Regions from separate parts of the Homo sapiens genome. Here regions 1 and 3 are each linked to region 2. The links are chromatin loops, found by intact Hi-C in ENCODE. Cell type or tissue: Calu3. All regions are shown on one strand.

Region 1 (2,500 bases), 110 kb after region 2:
CCCAGCCTAGACCACTGGCACTAGCCATTGTATCAACAACTTTGGTTCCCAGTCAGATTTGCTTTTTTTTCTGTTCTGTGACTTGTGGCTTAAATCCTAGTTCATCTTTCAATTGTTATTAAGGTGGTTCGGTGTCTCTGTTAATTCTTGTTGATTTTTTTTTTTTATATCAACTGCGCTGACTTTTGAGAGATTCTTTGTTACTAAGGCTTAGTAACATCTACTTAAAACTCCTAACCTTTGACTTTGGTACTTGGACTCCTCTTTTGGATGCTGAATGGGAGGAGCCTGGCATCACTTCAGGGAAGTGGCACCTTCTAAAGGCCTCCTTATCAGCCAGAAGCCTTTGGTGATTCAGGAGCTTTTGAGACCGTATAACTGCCCAGTGGGTTCACCTTTCCCTCTGCCTAGGCGGAGCCGATTTATCAAGACAGGGGAATTGCAATGGAGAAAGAGTAATTCACCAGAGCCGGCTGTGCCGGAGACCAGAGTTTTATTACTACTCAAATCAGTCTCCCTGAGCATTCAGGGATCAGAGTTTTTAAAGATAATTTGGTGGGTAAGGGCTTGGGAAGAGGGGAGTGCTGATTGGTCAGGGTGGAGATGGAATCATAGGGGGTTGAAGTGAGTTTTTCTTGCTGTCTTCTGCTCCTGTGTGTGATGGCAGAACTGGTTGAGCCAGATTACCAGTCTGTGTGGTGTCAGCTGATCCGTCAAGTGCAGGGTCTGCAAAATATCTCAAGCACTGATCTTAGGTTTTATAATAGTGATGTTATCCCCAGGAGCAATTTGGGAAGGTTCAGACTCTTGGAACCAGAGATTGTATGACCCCTAAACTGTAATTTTCAATCTTGTAGCTAAGTTAGTCCAGCAAAGGCAGACTGGTCCCCAGGCAAGAAGGGGGTCTTTTTGGGAAAGGGCTGTTATCAATTTTGTTTCAGAGTCAAACCATGAACTGAATTCCTTCTCAAAGTTAGTTTGACCTGTGCCCAGGAATGAACAAGGACAGCTTAAAGGTTAGAAGCAAGACAGAGACAGTTAGATCTGATTTCTTTCACTGTCATCATTTCCTCAGTTATAATTTTGCAAAAGTGGTTTCAATAGTGTTGGTATTTGCCCCAGGATACTTTGTTTCTAGACGTTCTTGCTTCCACTGCTGCCACCTCCTGGTCAAAGGTGCCTGATACACTGAAAAGAATTTGTATTTTCTTTGGGTCCTAGATTTTTGTCTTTAACAATTTGTCCCTAATTTTTTGTTTCCTGAATTCTTTGCCAAGGCTTGTCTAACCACCTCACCTCACCTCACCCCAATTTCCTTGGGTTTGATTAAAACCAATTAATGTGAAGTCACTGCTAACCACCTCACCTCATCTCATAATATTTATTTATATTCATTGGCCTGAAAGACCATTTAAAACTACGGAGGTATGTGTAATATGAGGGATAACATAAGAAATAAGTCAGAAACTCACAAGCCCCAAATAATAATGATAGGTATGAAAAACATTTGCTAATATGAGATCATGGTCCACCTGTATTACCAGGTCAAACATTCAACTTCACTAAACTTTTTGTTTCAAGTAATTTTTTCAAAGCTTTTCTGAATAAGATATGTTTCTTAGTCTATTCCTGCTATTATAACAAAATGCCTTATAAATTACCTAGTCTAGGCAACAGAAATGTATTTGAAACAGTTCTGGAGACTGGGAAGTTAAAGCTCAGGGCAGAAGCAGATTCAGCATCTGGTAAAGATCTGTTCCTCATAGATGGCACCTTCTTGCTACATCTTTGCATGGCAGAATGACAGAAGGAGCAAACGCACTTCTTTCTCTTCTTTTTAAGGGTACTAGTCCCATTCATGAGGGTGGACCTCTCATGACTTAATGGCTTCCAAAAGACCCACGTCCTTTTTTTTTTTTTTTTTTTTTTTGAGACAAAGTCTCTCTCTTATCCCCCAGGCTGGAGTGTGATGGCGCAATCTCAGCTCACTGCAACCTCTGCCTCCCGGGTTCAAGCGATTCTCCTGCCTCAGCCTCCCGAGTAGCTGGGACTACAGGCGCCTGCCACCACGCCCGGCTAATTTTTGTATTTTTAGTAGAGACAGGGTTTCACCATGTTGGCAAGGCTGGTCTCAAACTCCTGATCTCAGGTGATTGGCCCGCCTCAGCCTCCCAAAGTGCTGGGATTACAGGAGTGAGCCACCACACCCAGCCAGACCCACCTCTTAATACTATTGCACTGGGGACTAAATTTAAGCTTATGAATTTTGTGGGGGAGCGGAGGACTCCAACATTCAGCCCATAGCAACGTGTTGTTTCGTGAAGAGGGTCATAATCAACGCTAATTAATTGTTAATTCCTCATCCTGATTATGTCAACAGGCCTCCTAGAGATATTGAAAAGTAAATTCTAGGTCTGGTTAACTTTCCATTGACCACGTGGTCCCCTAAGCCATATTTTAAATAGGTGAGAAAATAATGATACTCAATCTTATTTCTGAC
Region 2 (2,500 bases):
ATCCCACTTACATATCCCTTCTCACCACGGTGCACAACAGTGTCTGCTAATATATAAATTAGATGTGTTCTTTCCAGGCAAATATATTATTTTAAGTAATTTGTCACAAGATGAATTGCAATTTTTAAAATCTCTCCTGTTTAAATATTTTCTTTATAGTAACATGATTAAGTCATCATGGCATATGATCTGGCGTTTACTTTGTGAGTTGAGATATATTCGGACGTCGTCAGCTAGAATCTCAAGTGATGGATATGTCCCCCGTATGTAGTTGCTTCTTCTCTCTCTTCTCAACAGGATTCCAAACGTGGCAGGGAACAGAGTCAGATGATCTATCTTTTCATCTATTCCACCATCTCTTTATTTTATTATTACTTTATTTCTTCTGAAGGGTTTATTTGTGACCTAAATAAGAAACAGAATCTAAGCCAAAACATTTTGTTCCTTCAAATAACAAATAACATGCCTGTAATCGCAGTACTTTTGGAGGCCAAGGTGGGAGAATCACTTGAGGCCAGGAGTTTGAAGCCAGCCTGTCACACAGGCTGGAGTGCAGTGGTGCGATCTTGGCTCACTGCAACCTCCGCCTCCCCAGTTCAAGCGATTCTCCTGCTTCAGCCTCTTGAGCAGCTGAGACTACAGGTGAGTGCCACCATGTGCGGCTAATTTTTGTATTTTTTTTTAGTAGAGACGGGGTTTCACTATATTGGCCAGGCTGGTCTCGAACTCCTGACCTCGCGATCCACCCACCTCGGCCTCCCAAATTGCTGGCATTACAGGTGTAAGCCACCGCGCCTGGCCTCTAAAAATTTTTTTAAAAAATTAACTGGATGTGTGGTGGCATGCACCTGTAGTACCAGCGACTCAAAAATCTGAGGCAAGAGGATCACCTGAGCCCAGCAGTTCAAAGCTACAGTGAATTATGATTGGGTCACTGCACTCCAGCCTGGGCGACAGCAAGACCCTGAAAAAAGAAAAGAAAAGAAAAAAAGAAAAGAAAGAACACAAAGACAAGAAAAACCCCATAAATAACATAGGTGGTTTCAGCGATAAAATAAACTGACCCCAGGTGTAGAACTGGGGCAAGGTGTAGTACCCCTCAAGTTGAGAAACCTTTGCCCGGAATGAGCCTTTCTGGAAACTTTCCCGTGGGCTTCCTTAAAAGTTTCACTTTATACCCAACATATACACAGCAGAGGGCGCCCCAGTATAATCCAAGAGTCCCAGGGCCACTGAGCAGCTCTGCGATTATTGGGCCTTTGCTCAATTCTTACACTTCTGGTGATGTTTGCTCAACAAACATCTAATGAGTGTTTATTATGTGCCAGGCACATATTCTCTTTAGGCACTTCAGACACAAAGTTGAATTTGGCTCAGTTCCTGTTCTCAAGAAGCTTATATGCAGTCAGGCAGGGGAGATGAACATGTGTGTTAACTAAAAATATCAACAGCTAACATTTATTTTCCACTTACTATGTTTCTGGCACCATGCTAAAGGCTGTGCCTCTATAATCTCATCTACTCTCCATAAGAGCTTTCCAAGTTAGTTATTATTATTATGGCTGGCATCACGCTGTGAGAAGTGCTATAATCGAGGAATGAAAGTGTGTGCGAAGGAATAAGACTTCTACCTACAGGAGTTGGAGAAAGCAAGAAGTGGCATTGACTATTTACTCATTTACCTTTTCCTCAACTGTGAGCTGGTTGAGTGCACAGGCTGTTTTGCTCAGTTGTGAGACCTCAGTGCCTTGTCTCAATACATATCTGATGAATGAATGAATGAATGATGTTTCAGCTAGATATTGAATGACAAGTAGATTTTCACAAGATAGGAAAGAGAAAAGGGCCTCCTAGGCAGAGGATGCAGCATAATAAAGTCATTGAGACATTACTGTGAGATACTCAGGGAATACCAAGTAATTTGGTGTAAGAATCAGAGTACAAAGTGGGAAGTGGGAGGAGAAGCTGGAAGGTCGGTTGTTGTCTTATTTAGCTACTGCTGTGTGACAAGTCACCCTAAGTCAAGTGGAGTAAACAATAAGTATGTATTATTGTTTATACAAGCCCTCTGGGGGTTTCTGCCAGACTTGGCTGATTTCATCTGGGCTTGAAATCAGCCCAGATGATTTCAAGAGACCTGGGGGATAGGCTGGGGGCTGGCTTGCCTCGGATGGCCTCACCCACACATGTGGTGATTGGCTGGATGTTGGCTGAGACATGAGTCTCTGATCATTTAGTAGACTAGCGTGGGCTTGCTCACGTGGCAGTGGCAGGGTTCCACAAACGTGAGTGGACGTGGACAAGGCCTTTTTAGACCTAGGTTTGGAATTGGTACTCTGTCATTTCTACCACATTCTATTGACCAAAGAAAGTCACAAGAACAGCCTAAATTCAAAGATTGGGGAAATAGACTCCACCCCTTAATGGGAAGAGCTACAAAGTAAAATTACAAAGGGTGGGGATACAGGGAGGGGTCATGAACTAGAGACATGTTTGCACT
Region 3 (2,500 bases), 140 kb after region 2:
GGTGAGGCCTCCCTTCCTGGCTTGTCATCAGCCACCTTCTCTCAATGTCCTCACATGTCCTTTTCTCTGTGTGTGCATGTGCATGGAGAGAGAGCGAGCTTCCACGTGTAAGATTAGGGCCCCACACTTATGACGTCTTTAATTTAAGGGTTTTATTAACGGCAGGAGTTATGGAGTTTTGTTTTCTTTTCTACATTTATTATAATGAAAACTGATGGCTTTAGATTTGTAGCTGTGGATTTGTGAATACTACACCTCTGAATTAGAGAGACATGCTGACCTTGTCTCTAGCACAGCGAGACAACTGAAGCTGAAGCAGAGGCCGTTCCTGTAGAGCACAGAGGCCGGGGCCACTCTTAAAGACGCAGAGGCCTGTAGGATGAAATGTGAAGGAGCATGTGTTAGCTCCTGCAAACCAGCTGGCTCTGAAAATGAGAGGGAAGGGCTGAGCCAAGTAAGCTTGACCCCAGATTAACTAGTCAGCCAGGGCATTTCTTCTTTGCCTTTCTTACCTAGCTGTCTTTCCATTGGCTTGTAAGCTCTTTGAGGACAGGGACCCTCCTACTGGCTTTGTATACCCTCACCGTGTAGCAACATTTCTTTTACTTAAGAGGTGCTGAGTTAATGTAAATTGATAGATCAGTGGAGAAGTCCATATCGTAATTATTGATACGCCTAGTCTTTATACCTGGTTATTGCTTTTGTTCTGCAAGTACTTGGGAATCCAGTGTTTGAAGGTAAAAATGACTTTTGTATTTGTCTTTCACATTTTCCTCTTGGGCTGGAATTGAGTTAAGTGTCCTAGTTAATCAGTGACTCCTGAGCCTTGATTTTAGATCAAACCCCAATGGCACTTTAACTTGAAGTTAAGATATTTTTAGTTTATTTTAGTATGTTTTAGTCACATTCACCCTAAATGTTTCCTTTTAACCAAAATTATAGTACCTTCCTGATTACCAAGCAATGTTTTCACCTTAATAGCATAAGGCTACATTTATAGCCATCTTAAATCTACTAAAGGAAAAAATGAAGTGACGTGTTGTCCTGTTTTCCATCTCAGGAATTCCCGCTCATATTGATACACATTCCGCTTTTGAGGATGAGATCGTTTCTCTCAGTTTGGGGTCAGAGGTAAATGGTCATTTTTATTAGCTATCATCATATATCTTACCTTGTACAATGCCCTTTTCAAAGATTATCCACATTCTTAATGAAAATGAATTAAGATTTAAAAATGAAAAATAAGGGCACCATTAGCACTTTGGTTTCTTTTAAATGTCCTCTTCTTTTAAATATCCAAAATTTTATCTGTCACCTCATCAGATGCCAGGAAAACAACTTGAAATTTAATTTTTTACACGAAACTTTTAGCAGTTAAATAAGATCTAGACTTTCCTTGGTACAATGTGGCCCATTTCTGACCTACTGGTGCAGCATTGCCATCTAGTGGCAAAAGATAGTAGCTTCATGCCATAGAAAAAGGAAACAAATTAAAATGTGTGTTCTGAATTTTGATGAACTTTTTCCGTATGTTACCTGATTCAATCCCTTCAAAAACTCTGAGAAGTAGAGGGTAATATCTTCATTTTTACAGATGAAGAATAAGAGGTTCATGTTTATTCATTGATTTGTTTCTGTAGCTGCACTTTGCTTGAGCCACTAAAAGAAAATATTACATGTGAAGTGATCCACGCAACCTACAAGCAGATTTTTGGATAGAAATCAGAATTTTAGGCTGGGTGCGGTGGCTTATGCCTGTAATCCCAGCACTTTGGGAGGCTGAGGCGGGCAGATCACGAGGTCAGGAGATTAAGACCATCCTGGCTAACACGGTGAAACCCCGTCTCTACTAAAAATACAAAAAAATTAGCCGGGCATGGTGGCATGTGCCTGTAGTCCCAGCTACTCGGGAGGCTGAGGCAGGAGAATCACTTGAACCTGGGAGGCAGAGGTTGCAGTGAGCCGAGATTGCGCCACTGCACTCCAGCCCGGGTGACAGAGTGAGACTCTGACTCAAAAAAAAAAAAAGAAAGAAAATCAGAATTTTAAATCTGGAAGAGTCCTTAAAACATCAGGTCATCTAATCTAATTAGAGTCTGTATCAAATTCTGATCTTGTTCCTGGAGGCAAAAACTATTCATTTTTGTTTTCCCGTATTTGTATAGTTTCCATCATTAGATCTTCAGTGTTTTGGCCTCTTAACCCTTCCCGAGCTTGTGTAGTCATGTTGATACTGTCACTTGACAATTAGTGGTGTTTGATATGACACAACCATCTTATTAACTATGTATGTAGATTCTTAATACAGGTGCTTTAAAAAATAATGAGATCGGGGAGGAAAAAACACTCTTCTCTCTCTGGTTTCTTTTTTATTTTTACCCCCCATCCTTGCTTCTAGCTTTAGGGACCAGTAAAGGACATCTTCTCATTTTCCTCCCAACTGTGTAACCAACTGAGAAATGAGACAAAAGATAATTCGAGATCAGAGTGTTAACTTTAC

What was found. Hi-C counts contacts between places; a loop is a spot of excess contacts. Peaks named below come from ENCODE experiments on the same cell type or tissue, not always from the same donor. Only the 100,000 strongest peaks of a DNase experiment are listed, where the experiment ranks them.
Region 1: a loop joins it to region 2, with 7 times the contacts of the local background. A loop is called at or near these places in 95 of 110 quality-filtered maps.
Region 3: it touches region 2 in a loop (10-fold over the local background); 26 of 110 quality-filtered maps call a loop at or near these places.

The regions. Positions count from the first base shown.
Region 1 is chr11:107,575,347-107,577,846 of GRCh38, reverse strand. No RefSeq gene overlaps it. Among named protein-coding and RNA genes, the nearest start is that of ALKBH8, 11 kb to the right of the region's middle. In Calu3, a CTCF peak has its summit at 1,166 (motif pointing left); a DNase peak (open chromatin) is centred at 1,166.
Region 2 is chr11:107,688,494-107,690,993 of GRCh38, reverse strand. No RefSeq gene overlaps it. Among named protein-coding and RNA genes, the nearest start is that of SLN, 22 kb to the left of the region's middle. In Calu3, no CTCF peak of the experiment used is centred here; a DNase peak (open chromatin) is centred at 1,193.
Region 3 is chr11:107,548,384-107,550,883 of GRCh38, reverse strand. ALKBH8 (alkB homolog 8, tRNA methyltransferase) reads left to right here. Exons shown (of 12, transcript NM_138775.3): 7 at 1,061-1,131. Among named protein-coding and RNA genes, the nearest start is that of ALKBH8, 16 kb to the left of the region's middle. In Calu3, no CTCF peak of the experiment used is centred here; no DNase peak of the experiment used is centred here.